Regions from separate parts of the Homo sapiens genome. Here region 1 is linked to region 2. Evidence: read pairs that join two places in POLR2A ChIA-PET (ENCODE). Cell type or tissue: A673. All regions are shown on one strand. Each heading gives the region's core, and the rest is flanking DNA. Links, peaks and the distances in the headings are about the cores only.

Region 1 (6,860 bases), core at 1,338-5,337, 260 kb before region 2:
AAACAAAGTGTGGTATAGAGGAAAGCACCTGGGTTTGCAAAGCAGTGCCTGGATCTGGGTTCACATCCCAGCAATGCCTCTTGTTGCTTGTAACTCTGGGTAGATCACATGAGTTCTCTGACCCTCATCTTGGAAACTGAAATTCCCATCCCTACATCCCAGGATTGTGAGAGTAAATGACATGGTATATTTATCCAACATTCAGCAGTATGTGCTGGGCACCGTTCTAGGCATTGCGTGTTGCGGTGAGCTGCATAGGCAGTTCTCATGGAGCTGGCTGCCCTCATAAAGATGAGGCTAGTTTTCTTCCTCTTTCCTTCTCGGAAACCCATGGAACTGTGTTGTCATCATTATCTTTTACTTCTCTTCTGTCATATCCACTTAAATTTTGGTCCATTTCTGCATCCCATGACTTGCTTTGGGAAGTGATTTATTTTTTCTTTCATTCCTGGTCTCATTTCCATTCTTGTGTCTGGGTGGATGGTCAGTGAGTCCTTTGTCACAGTCACCAAAAATCAAAATGACAGACTATTCCCTGCTGAATGGATGTTCTGGGGTACTGGGTCTAGATTTGGGAATGACATACTCCCTTTGAAAATGTGCTGAAAGCTATGGATCCTTGGGCTGGCAAAATGGTAAGACAGAGCAGGGCTTATAAAACTTAGCAACTATGTGTTTTTTAGCATCCATAATATAGGCATTCTTAGGGATTCATGGACACCTCCCTCTCTAGGGCAATAAACCAGGCTAGGGGGTCAGTGACGCTTCCCCAGCAGGAAATGGAGCTTTGCACAGAAATAAACATGTAAGTGATAAAAAAAAAAATGTTTCATTAAGTAGAAAGATCAAGGTTTTTATTCAGAGTTTTGCTCCTTTGGCCAGGTAAGTGTGGGGCTGGTCCCTGCAGCGTTTTCTGTACTTGCTTGAGCTGTGTTTAGTCTTCTTGGTTATGGTGAAATATTTTTTCTTTTATCCCAGTCTGGAGTTTCAAGGTTGGCACTTCTTGCCCCTAAAATGTTTGTTTTAAGATTTAGAGCAGTTCTTCACTCTCTGATAAGGTGTAGTGCATCACTGGAGCTGCGTTGTGATTGAGTCCGAGGGCTGTTCTGCTGGAATCAGGCAGATGGTGGCTCACTGCTCAGCTTTGCCCTGGCTCTCAGTGTGACCTTGGGCTGCCTCACCTCCCTGACCTGTAAAGCAGAGGGACAGAGTGACCACAAACCCTTGATGACCAACGATTAAAGAATACTAAGCATGAGAAAATATGCCCAGGGAGTATCCACAGAGGCAAAGGCAGTCTTGGCATTTGAACGCCTGGAATTTGGGAAGTATGGATCCTTTACTGAGTCTCTATCATGGAGGCTACCTGGCAAATTCAGCTGATGTGAATGGAGCAGTGGACGATGAGTGCAGGTCTAATGGGCTCCTTCCTTCTGGATACCAAGGACTTCACCTTCAGCAATGGTAAGCAAGCACCACTAAGAGAAGCTGAGGGTTTTCCTTGGTTGTTAACATTTTAAGGACCCCAATAAACAAGTTTCCTCATTGTCTTTGTTTCTCCCCAGGTTGGCTGGCCCCGATCTTTAGCCACACCCTAGAGCAAAACGTCACTTAAATGACTAGAGAGGGACAGAGTTCCTTGGGGCCATTTCAGATTTAGACATGGAATTTTTCTGGGATAATTCCTTTGCCACTGAATTTTGCATTTGCATGTTCTAAAGCCAAAAAAAGGAGTTGAACTTTCCCTTTTGTTTGCTTCATTACTCCCACTACGTTTGGCGGGACGGCGGTTGTGGTTTTTATTCTCAGATTTGTTTTTATGAGCGTGCTGTGCGCATGGAGTCCTCTCTCCTCCCTGAGGATTTTGTAGGACGATTCAAGCCGGCTCTCTGCCCAGCTGGGTACCGATTGCCAGGGCTGGACCGGGTGAAATAATGGAACCTGCCATTTCTCAGGCACCTATGATGTGCCAGGCACTTATTCAGCCCCCTGGGTGGGCAGTGTCCCCGTGTTACAAGAGAGGGGACAGGTACCCCAGGCCCTTGGCCTCCAGGGTCACATGGCTGTGGGTTGTGGAGCTGCGATGCAAACCCAGGTCAGGCCGACTCGAGCTCGTGTGTCTTTTCCTAGGCTCCACTGCTTTTCCTGAGACCTCAGGGGACTTCCCAGGTGTCCTTTATGTGCCCACTCTTGTATGGTTCCACCTAAGGAAAAATGAAGTAGGTGTTGGTTGGACAACAAGGCAGGCCTTGGAGAGTTCTCCTTCATTTCTCCTGCCCCTCAGCCTCCTTGCCAAGCTTGAGTGCAGCCAGGATTTTCCTAGTCCCTTGAGTTACCTGGCCGGGGTGGCTTTTTCCAGGCAGCCAGCTCAGGGAAGAAGCTAGGGCTCCATCCACCTCACCTTTGTGATCTTCTGAGGGAGCCGCAGCCAGTGTGTAAGGGAAGCAGGGGTAGAGACAGTAGCTTTGTCATTAGTCTCCGCATTTCACAGGTGAGAAAAGGAGTCTCCCAGGGGAAGTGGCGTGGGCACAGTGAGAGGTGGCTGGCTAAGCCAGAGCTCTTCCTAGTGCCAGCACCTTCCTAGAATTAGCTGTGAGACTGAAGAGAGGAAAGATGACATCTGGTCACAGGCTCCACATCTGGTCCGATGGGGCAGATGCCTTGATTTCACAGTTGGCGAAACTGAGGCCCAGGTAGAGAGACTGCCCCAGTCGCTGTCCCTACCCCGGTACAGCATGCTGTTTTCTCACTTTGTCTATTTGATGATGCAACCAGGAAAATCTTGATCAGGGAAGAGTGAAGGTCTCATTCATTCATTCATTCATTCATTCATTCATTCGTTTTGGCAGCTGAAGTTCTGAGGTTTTAAAAAAATTTTTTTATTGTGGTAAAATATGCATAACACAATACTTATCATTTTATCCATTTGTAAGTGTACAATTCAGTGGCATTAAATACATTCACAGTCACCACTGTCTACACCCAGAACTTTTTCATCATCCCCAGCACAAACTCTGTACCCATTCTCTCCTCGTCCCAGCCCCTGGTCACTGCTGTTCTACTTGCTGTCTCTATGAGTTTGCCTATTGAAGTACCTGAGCTAAGTGGAATCATACGGTATTTGTCCTTCTGTGTCTGGCTTATGTCACTTAGTGTGAGGTTTTTACGTTCCCCCCATGTTTAGCACATGCCAGAATTTCCTTCCTTTTTAAGGCCAAATAATGTTCCATTGACTGGATAGACCACATTTGATTTATCCATTCTTCGGTCGACAGACACTTGAGTTGTTCCCTTGTTGGCTGTTGTGGGTAACGCTCCTGTGAACATTGGTGCAAGTATTTATTATCGCCCCTGCTTTTGGTTCTTTTGGATATACATCTACGAGCGGACATTTATTTTTTAAAGATGTTCACCCCCCTTACCCATTACATAAAGAACTCGGGTTTGTTGTAGCACAGTTAGATAACGCAAATAAACAGAAGAAAACCAAATCCACCTAGAATGCCGACAGCCAGAGATGATAATTAACATTTTTGTAGGGTGTTCATTTGCATGTGCCGTTTTTTCCATCCATACTTGATGATGCTGTACCTGGACAGTCTTTGGTGTTGTGGGCTGGATCTTCATTTAGAAACATATATAAACCAGGCCTGAGGCCCTGCTGTGGAGGGAGGGGATGCCAGCTGGACTTTCACTACCACCAGGTTGCGTCCTTGATAGGGGCAGGATGCACCCCGTGTCTGACGCTGTGTCCTGCTGTGCTTGCTTCCTTTTCCTGTTCTCTGTCCCCAGACTGGACCCCGTACGTTTGTTACCAGTCCCTAACACTCACTGTCCCAAGAAGGCTGCCTCGCACAATGCCTGGTTGTGGTTAGTGCTCAATAAGTATTTGTTGAATGAGCTAATAAGAAATGATCGATTGAATGAACGAATGAGAGAAATTCCCCAGCGAGCTGACCTTGGGCCTGGCTCAGCTGAACCGTGAGAGGGCCTCTCTGGCTCGACCATTTCGCCTGTGGTGGTGACTGGGCAGAGTGACCCAGCACGGTGAGCTGTCCTTGCTGTCACCTGTGGGAAAGGCAGGGGTTGTGCCTGTGGCCCTGGCTCAGACAGCAGGGCCCTGTGAGTTCCCTCGCTCCAGACCTTCGCTCAGGGTCTTCTGGGTGTCAGGTGCCCGGCTGAGGGCTGGGCTGTGGGGTGAACCAAACACAGCCCCACTAGAACACCTTCGTTCCAGTCGGGGAGACAACCCTTGCAGAGAAGAAGCTGGTAATTTCAGGTGGCAAGAAGTCGATGATGAAAAATACATCCTTGTCCTTTCCTTTTTCTTTTCTTCTCTCTTGTTTTCATTTGTTTTTTTTTTACTTTTTATTTTGTCTTATTTTTTTGAGGTAGGGTCTCGCCCTGTCACCTAGGCTAGAGTTCAGTGGCACAATCACAGCTTGCTGCAGCCTCAGCTTCCTGGGCTCAAGTGATCCTCCCACCTCAGCCTCTCGAGTAGCTGGGCCTGCGGGTGTGTGCCACCACATCCAGCTAATTTTTAAATTTTTTGTAGAGATGGGGTTTTGCCATCTTGTCCAGGCTGGTCTTGAACTCCTGCGATCAAGTGATCCTCCTGCCTTGGCCTCCCAAAGTGTTGGGATTACAGGCATGAGCCACTAGGCCTGGCCTCTTTCCCTTTTTAAAAAAATTACTTCATTTGGCTGTTTCTTGGTTGATTGGAGGCCAGGGATGTGCAGTTGCTGTGTTTGAATCTTAGCTCTGCCACTTACTAGTGATGATCTTGGCAATGGTTTTGAGCTTGGCGAGCCTCAGTTTCCTTGTCTGTGTAACGAAAGATGGGGGTGTGTCTACATCACAGGGTTATCATGAGGCATAACTGAGACATTGCTCAGGAAGCACTTCTTATTGGTATTACTTACGAACGGGCCATGATTGCATAATGAATCTGATGGCTACATGCTTTTGAAATTACAAAACCAATGCCATCCAATTGATTGGTGATCTGCCTGGGATAGGAGCAAGTTAATGCATTGACCATGGGGGGCTTAGCACAGCGCCGTTTCCCTGGGAGACTTGGGCTGAACCGAATTTGTTCAGCCAAAGATTCTGCCTCCTCCCTGGGAACTAGGAACAAAAGGGCCTTGCTTGAAAGAGGCTGTTGTTCCTTCACCAAGTTTAGAAAGCCAAAGTTCAGTTTCTGCAACCAGTTCCAGGAGTTATGTGGCAGGGCTAGACTTTTTCCTTTTTTCTTGTGCCTAATTTTGGGCCAGTTCTTCTGGTTAGATGATTGAGGTGACCAGAACATACAGGAAAATAAACAGAAACCCCCAAACTGCCCTTTGAAGCTGTCCATCCTCGCTGGGCAGGAACAAGGATCTTCTTGGGCTCTAGAAGTTTTTTTTAGTTGAGCGAGTTTCCATCCCACCAGGCAAGGGGCTTAGGCGAGGTTGTGTGATGTGGGCCCACGCCCTTGGGCTGGACGTGGACCCATGTTTGTCACCGGTCCCTAACACTCACTCTGGGACCTGGGCACATCCCGCAACCAGTCTGAGTGCCCCAGCCTGGTGTTCCCATCCCAGATGAGGCGCTTGACAACCTTCTGCCCCGTTGGGAAGGTGGGACAAAGCCTGCCTAGTGAGGCAGGGGCTTAACATAGAGCAGCCTCTATAGCAGTGCCCCCAGCAGCGGTGCCTCTCCCCCTCTGTGAGGCTCCCCTCAGTTTCTCTTTACCCCGTAAAGGCCTCCTGTGAGAAGATGAGAGGATTTGAATGCGCCACCCTCAAAAATGGCATTTATACCCCAGGTTTGGTCTGGAAAAAAGAGGAATTTAGTGTTTTTACTTTTCCTGGCCTCTTCTCTTTTGCTCCTTTATTTTTTTCTTTTTCTTCTTTATTTTTTTTTTTTTGAGATGGAGTCTCGTTCTGTCACCCAGGCTGGAGTGCAGTGGCATGATCTTGGCTCACTACAACCTCCGCCTTCCAGGTTCAAGCGATTCTCTTGCCTCTACCTCTCGAGTAGCTGGGATTACAGGCATGTGCCACCATGCCTGGCTACTTTTTAAATTTTTATTAGCAATGGGGTTTCGCCATCTTGCCCAGGCTGGTTTTGAACTCCTGGACTCAAGCAATTCACCTGCCTCGGCCTCCCAAAGTCCTGGGATTATAGGTGTGAGCCACCGTGCCTGGCCTTCTTTTTTTTTTTTTTTTTTTTTGAGGCAGAGTATTGCTGTATTTCCCAGGCTGGAGTACGGTGATGAAATCACGGCTTACTGCATTCTCAACCTCCCAGACTCAAGCGATCCTCCCATCCCAGCCTCCCCAGTAGCTGGGATCACAGGAGTGCACCACCATGCCCGGCCCTTGCTCCTTTGTTTCTAATGTGGGGCTCCTGTGGTCCTCTAGTCCAGGTGAACAAGTCTTTGAAATGCACGATCAGGGGCAACCTTTTGGGTAGCTTTTTGGAGCCCAAGATAATGAGCGGGCTTTCCTGGGCAGGGGCCAGAGGGCTGGGGAGGCAGAAGGCCATGGTTCTCTATGTTCATCTCAGGCTCCCAAGCCTGTCTTCAAGATAAACTGTAAAGTGTGCTCACTCTCCCACTGCCCACTCAGACCCCCAGGTGATGTGTCCGTTTTCTGGAAGTAGAGCGCAAACTCAGAGAGAGGCCGGGGCTGGAATTCCAGCTCTGCGGCCCCATCTGCATGAGTGTCCCTCTCCTTGCGGGTAAATTGAGGGCAAGGATGGAACCTTCCGCACCTTGTAGGGTGAGAACGAAGTGAGAAGTGAGCAGATATGCCCCAGGCCTCTCGCAGGGGCCTGCGCGTGCCGTGCCCTCTGTGCTTTCAGAGTGTTCTCTCATT
Region 2 (6,860 bases), core at 1,256-5,255:
GCTTTCCAAGCCACCGGGGAGCACTGTCCCATCAAACCCCAAGCACTAAAGGTCTCAGGCATGACCTCCTGGAATGGGTTCTGGCAGAATGGACTTGCAGAGGTAAGATTCCCAGGTCTACCCCAAAGTCTCAATTGAGAGCCAGCATCTGTCTCTTGCAATTGATTTTTTAAAATAAGAGTATATTCATTTACAAAGGACTTGTAGATCATAACCGTGCACCCGTGGAATAAATGAATGAATGAATGAAAAATGCCAGTGTGAAGAACAGAAAGCAGCTCTTCTCATGGAATGAGGGGCGGTGGATCGGGCATCTGACCTACATCTAAACTCAGGGGTTGGGCAACGAGACTGGAATTTTGATCTTGGGCTGCAGACCATCAGAGATGTGCCTGGGGCAGGCAGTTGTAGACTCAGTCAGAGCTGCATCCTTATTAGACGTGGATCCCAAAGTGCATCCAGAGCCCCCGTTTCCACTGCCCATCATCCCATCAGGAGAGGGCCCTGCCTTTGCTTCTCACAGCCTTTCATTCATCCAGTCACCCATTCATTTATTCACTGAGCACAATGTATCAAGTAGAACCTTTAAAAAGTTGTGCTAAGTGGAAGAGGCCAGTCACAAAAGTCCACATAATGTGTGATTCCATTTATACGAACATCCAGAGTGTCTATAGAAACAGAAAGTAGGTTAGTGCTTGCTTAGGGCTGAGGGGGATGGGGGATAGGAGGGTGACTGCCCACAGGTACAGGGTATCATTTTTGGGTAATGAAAAGGTTCTAAAATCGACCATGATGATGTCTGCACAGTTCTGAATACACTAAATACCATTGCAGTGCACACTTTCTAAGGGTGAATTGAACGGTGTGTCAATTAAACCTCAATAAGGCCATCTAAAAATATGTGTTGAGCACTTACTGTGTGTTGGGCACACTGGGGACTCAGGAGTGAATGGAACTAATGCCATCCTCACCCTCAGGCCACATACAGTGTGGGGATGGAGGCAGCTGCTAAACAAATGATCATACAAATCATTTTCCTTTTTGTTTTGCATTCTATTTTGTTTTTAATGGACACTGTAAACCAAAAATAAAATTGTAAGGCCCTGCAACCTTCTGAATGGACCCCTCCTCTAGGCCAAGGACATTCTAGAATGAACCTGAAAATCTAGTTCAGGCCGTCATGGAAGAGGGGGTTGGACATTTCTTATTATACCCTCCAGCTTTAACACAGACCTTAAGTCTGATAAGAAACATTTACAATCTATTCTCTCTGAAGCCTGTTACGTGAAGGCACCATCTGCATGATAACACCTTGGTCTCTACAACCCATATGGCAACTCAGACCTTTTCTTTTCTTTTCTTTTCTTTTCTTTTCTTTCTTTCTTTCTTTCTTTCTTTCCTTCCTTCTTTCCTTCCTTCCTCCATCCCTCCCTCCCTCCCTTTCTTTCTGTCTTTCTGTCTTTCTCCTTCCTTCCTTTTTTTTTTTTTTTGAGACAGAGTCTCTCTCTGTCGCCCAGGCTGGAGTGCAGTGGCGCCATCTCGGCTCACTGCAAGCTCCGCCTCCTGGGTTCACGCCATTCTCCTGCCTCAGCCTGCCGAGTAGCTGGGACTACAGGTGCCTGCCACCATGCCTGGCTAATTTTTTTGTATTTTTAGTAGAGACGGGGTTTCACTGTGTTAGCCAAGATGGTCTTGATCTCCTGACCTCATGATCAGCCTGCCTCGGCCTCCCAAAGTGCTGGGATTACAAGCGTGAGCCACCACGCCCGGCTGTCTTTCTTTCTTTCTTCCTTCCTTCCTTTCCGTGAGCCAGCATGCCCTTCCTCCCTCCTCCCTCCCTCCCTTCCTTCCTTCCTTCCTCTCTCTCTCCTTCCTTCCTTCCTCCCTGCCTTTCTTTCCTTCCTTCCCTTCCTTCCTTCTTTTCTTCCTTTCTTTCCTTCCTTCCTTTCTTCCCTCCCTCTCTTTCCTTCTTTCCTTCCTTCCTTCCTTTCTTTCTCTTTCTTTCTTCACAGGGTCTCACTGTGTTGCCCAGGCTGGACTGCAGTGGCATGATCTTGTCTTACTGTAACCTCCACCTCCCAGGTTCAACCCACCTCAACCTGCCAAGTAGCTGCAGTTACAGGCATGTGACCCCACACCTGGCTAATTTTTGTATTTTTAGTAGAGATGGGGTTTTACCATGTTGTGCAGGCTGGTCTCGAACTCCTGACCCCAAGTGATCCACTCACCTCAGCCTCCCAAACTGCTGAGATTACAGGCGTGAGCCACGGCACCCGGCCACGACTCAGACATTTCTTACTACCGATAATAACTTTTCAACCAATTGGCAATCAGAAAAATTTACATCCATCTACAACCTGGAAGGCCCTGCACACTTTGAGTTGTCCCACGCTTCCAGATGGAACCAATGTCAGTCTTACACATATTGACGTATTACGCCTCCCTAAAATGTATAAAAACAAGCTGTACCTTGACCTCCTTCGACACATTCAGGATCTCCTGAGGCTGTGTCACCGGCACGTCCTTAAACTTGGCAAAATAAACTCTCTAAATTGATTGAGCCCTGTCTCAGATACTTTGGGGTTCACAATACTTGGCAATGGTACATATTTATGGTTTCCATACATGTATACATTGTGTAATGATCAAATCAGGGTAACCAGCAAATCCATCACCCCAAACCTTGATCATTTCTTTGTGGTGAGAACATTCAGACGTCTCTTGTCGCTGTTTGGAAACACACACCACGTTATTGTTAACTGTCCTCACCCTGGGGACAGCAAGGAGGGCCGAAAGGAAGTGCAGGCTGCTGTGAGCGCCTTCAAGAGGGGGCAGCACTGAGCTCACCTGCGAGCCTAGGCCTGGAGAGCAGCTGGAGTCTCCAGCCCGAGGGGAGGCGGAGGAGGAAACTGCCTTGCAGGCAGAGGGAAGAGCATGTGCGGAGGCCCCGAGGCAGAGCCTGGCAATTCGTCGGCGGAACAGATGCTGGAAGTGGGGAGGAGGAGGAGGAGGAACAGGAGGAGGTACGGGGGTCTGGGCCGCTGTAGAGAGCCGAGGCCTCTGAAGTCTCAGCACTAGGGCAGTGGGAAGCTGTTACAGGGTAGACGCCCGGGATGTGGGAGGGGCTATATGATAATCTGGGAGGTTTTTTGTTTTTTTTTTTTTTTTTTTTTGAGATGGAGTTTTGCTCTTGTTGCCCAAGCTGGAGTGCAATGGCGTGATCTCGGCTCACCGCAACCTCCGCCTCCCGGGTTCTAGTGATTCTTCTGCCTCAGCCTCCCGTGTAGCTGGGATTACAGGCATGCGCCACCATGCCCAGCTAATTTTTGTACTTTTAGTAGAGACGGGGGTTTCACCTTGTTGGTCAGGCTGGTCTCGAACTCCCGACCATAGATGATGCGCCCGCCTTGGCCTCCCAAAGTGCTGGGATTGCAGGCGTGAGCCACTGCGCCCGGCCTGGGAGTTGTTCTGTATTGTGGAGTAAAGGGAGGCAGAGGTGAAGCCATCGAGAGAGCAGCGAGCTCATCGCTCCCCACATTCTATTAAAATGCACATTCTCCCGGGAGGGGGTTTCCAGTTAATGAAACAGGAAGCGAGGTCTGTTGAGCTTGCAACCAGCTGAGAGCAATTTGAGGACAAAAGGGAAGGGCGGGAAGAAGCGGGATCTCGGGAAGGTGGCAGGCAGGTGAGAGCCTGGCTGGCCCGTTCACGCCTGTCTGCCCCTGGTGGCCAGGACGGGAAGGTCAGAGGACAGGGTCGGAGGCGCCAACGCTCCTGGGGTCCCAGCTGCTGCAGATCCGGGCTGGGGCTGGGCCTGGCCGCTGCTGGGGGCGGGAGGCAATTCCCAGCCCCGGGCCGGTGACGTCAACGTTGTCATGGAGACCCGGCTTCCCTGCCCAGCGTTGCAGCTGCGGGAGCCCGGGCTGGGAGGCTCTGTGAGGCTGAGGGAAGCAGAGGGCACAGACCTGGGTCCTGCAGGCGGTGGCTCCACCTAAGAGCACAACCCTGCCAGAGGCAGGATGCCCAGAATGGGCGGGGCTCCCTGCTGCACCCAGCCCGCCCCGACCCTTGCCGCCCAGACGTGGCTTCGGCCTTGCGCTGGCTCCTGGGGTAGCGGATGGGGAACCCCCTGAGATGGGGGCCCAGGCTTCCCCACCTTGGGGTCCAGGGACTGCCCTCTCAGGGGCGGACTCAGTCCCCAATCTGGAAGTTGTCTTGGCATAAGAGTGTTCTGGCATGCTCCTGTCGTCGTCCCCTTAACAGGAGTGTTTCCGGACCAAACTGAGGGTGGGGCTGCTTATTCTCGCGGCCCAATAACGAGATGCAGATGAACGGGGAAAGGAAGGAGTTGATTTCTGTAACCGGGTGCAGGGAGAAGGCCTGGAAATTATCCCCAGACCAACTCAAAATTACAAAGTTTTCCAGAGATTATGTACCTTCTAAGCTATATGTCTACGTCTGAGTGTGTATTCATCTAAAGACATAAGTGATTAACTTCTTTCTTTCTTTCTTTTTTTTTTTTGGAGACGGAGTTTCACTCTGTCACCCAGGCTGGAGTGCAGTGCACTGCAGTTCACTGCAACCTGTGCCTCCTGTGTTCAAGCAATTCTCCTGCCTCAGCCTCCTGAGTAGCTGGGATTACAGGCATGCACCACCCCGCCCAGGCTAATTTTTCTATTTTTAGTAGAGACAGGGTTTCACCATGTTGGTCAGGCTGGTCTCGACCTTCTGATCTTGTGATCCAACCACCTGGGCCTCCCAAAGTGCTGGGATTACAGGCTTGAGCCACCATGCCTAGCCGTGATTAACTTCTATAACTAAGGTCTGAGTCCTGAAGCTCTTCCTCTGGAGCCTCAGTAAATTTATTTAATCTAAATGGGTCCAGGTGCTGCGGTGATTACCCTTATCTTGTCTCCTGCTAAATCATGGGGGTTTGGGGAGTTCCTTCAGACCCCCAATAAACTTGCCTGTGGAGGCCTGGGGAGTTATTTCAGACCCCCAGTAAAACTTGTTTAATCCTAAACAGGTCCTGTTAAGAATTCCTTCGTTATCCTGTCATGCTTCAAGGCCCAGGAAAGGCCCAGGCAAAACTCTTGGTGGGCTTTTGTGACATTCCAGCCTTTGTAGAAGGGCACTGGCTCTCTCAGCTATTAATGTTTCACTGAACTACTCGGTCAGTGCCGAAGCCGTTGTGATGAAGCCTGCGTTAGTGAGACCCGGCCTGCACAGGAGCACATGAAGAGGGAACCAGAAGCCTCTTACTGACCTCCTTCCACTCCCCCCGTTCTGTTTCCAATGCCTATTCACTAAGGAACATTGACCGAGCCCCTCCTTGTGCCAAGCAGTGTCCTGAATGCTTTATGAGGTCACGGAATCCTCCCTGTGGCCCCAGGACCTACAAGGGACATTTTGGAAGCCGCTGGTTTATTTATTGTTGAGCACATATGTGTTCACACATGTGTTCCCTGGAGCACATGTGTGAAATGGTGTTCTTCTTGGCGCTATGGACTGCTCTGTCAAATCTTTCCAGTTTGTTTTTTTAATAGATGTATTTTTTGTTTTTGGAGACAGGGTCTCACTCTGTCACCCAGGCTGAGGTGCACTGGCACCATCATAGCTCACCGCACCCTCCACCTCCTGGGCTCAAGTGATCCTCCCACATCAGCCTCCTGAGTAGCTGGGACTACAGGCCAGTGCTACCATGCCTATTTTTAAATTTTTTATAGAGACGGGGTCTCACCACGTTGCCCAGGCTGGTTTCAAACTCCTGGCCTTCAGTGATCCTCCTGCCTTGGCTTCTTAAAGCACTGGGATTACAGGTGTGAGCCGCCATGCCTGGGCTTTTCCAGTTTCTTAAAATACCTTTAGTAGCACAAAGTCAGTCTAAGCTAGTTAAGACTTTGGCCTCAAAACTCAGTTCACGTTTCCTTCAGCCCCTCCCTTTTCTGAGCACCTGCCTCATTTTGCTGGGGTTGCCCTTGTCCTCCGTAGGCCATTGCTGCTTCTCTGGCTGACAACAGGGATGTTCAAATGGTGGTCCAGGTGTGAGCTTTGGGAGAGACCCCATGAGGCAGGGGTGGAGGTGATGGTCCCCAGGCCATATTCCCCCCAGCCCCTTCCCCCTGTGGGCCACCTCCCGCTGCCCCCTGCTGGGTCTCTTCTTCCTTTCTGGGTGGCATAACAGGAAGCTATCTCAGGCTTACTGCCTCCTGGTGTCCACTTGACTCCCAGAAAGTCACACTGCCCTGACCTGTAGACTGGAGGACATTGCTGTGGTCACCTCTCCCCACCCAGGCACCTCTTGCTAGCTGCCTTTCTCTAGTCCAGGCAGGCAGCATGAAGATCAAGCATCACCTGCCTTGGGCTGGGGGTGGCTGGAGGACAGGAGTGAACCCGGAACCTGGGAAGGAGATTTCCCTCTTTTTCTCTCCCTGCTCATGGACCTCAAGTCTTCTGTTGGAGGTGGGATGACATATGGAGAGAGTGGAACATTTTGCACCACTTTTTAATAAGCCCTGAAGTCGTCTTTTAGTTTTCTACCTTTAGAACATGGGGAACTCATGCCTAGATGGTGATTTCTAGACTGCTAGAGAAGGCTCACTCAGTCTCCTCTTATTTTGACCATCCATCTACCCAATGATCCATCCACCCACCCTCTATCCATCTATTCTCCATCCATCCAGCCATCTACTTATTCATCCATCTGTCCATCCTCTCTCCATCCACCCTTCCACCTACCCATCCACCCACTCACCCATCCATCCATCCATCCATCCATCCATCCGTCCATCCACCCACCCATTCATTTATCTATCTACCCATCCATCTATCCATCCATTCACCATCATCCACCCACCCAT

What was found. ChIA-PET counts read pairs that join two places held together with the same protein. Peaks named below come from ENCODE experiments on the same cell type or tissue, not always from the same donor. Only the 100,000 strongest peaks of a DNase experiment are listed, where the experiment ranks them.
Region 1: POLR2A ChIA-PET joins it to region 2 with 7 read pairs; 3 of 35 experiments call an interaction of 5 or more read pairs at or near these places.

Annotation. Positions count from the first base shown.
Region 1 is chr16:81,461,691-81,468,550 of GRCh38, forward strand. The region is part of intron 1 of CMIP (c-Maf inducing protein); the gene reads left to right. Among named protein-coding and RNA genes, the nearest start is that of CMIP, 20 kb to the left of the region's middle. RefSeq lists an enhancer at 2,082-2,621. In A673, for the core only: no CTCF peak of the experiment used is centred there; no DNase peak of the experiment used is centred there.
Region 2 is chr16:81,726,705-81,733,564 of GRCh38, forward strand. No RefSeq gene overlaps it. Among named protein-coding and RNA genes, the nearest start is that of PLCG2, 49 kb to the right of the region's middle. In A673, for the core only: CTCF peaks have their summits at 2,827 and 3,735 (motif pointing left); DNase peaks (open chromatin) are centred at 3,597, 3,857 and 4,267; H3K4me3 peaks cover 622 bases; H3K27ac peaks cover 2,021 bases.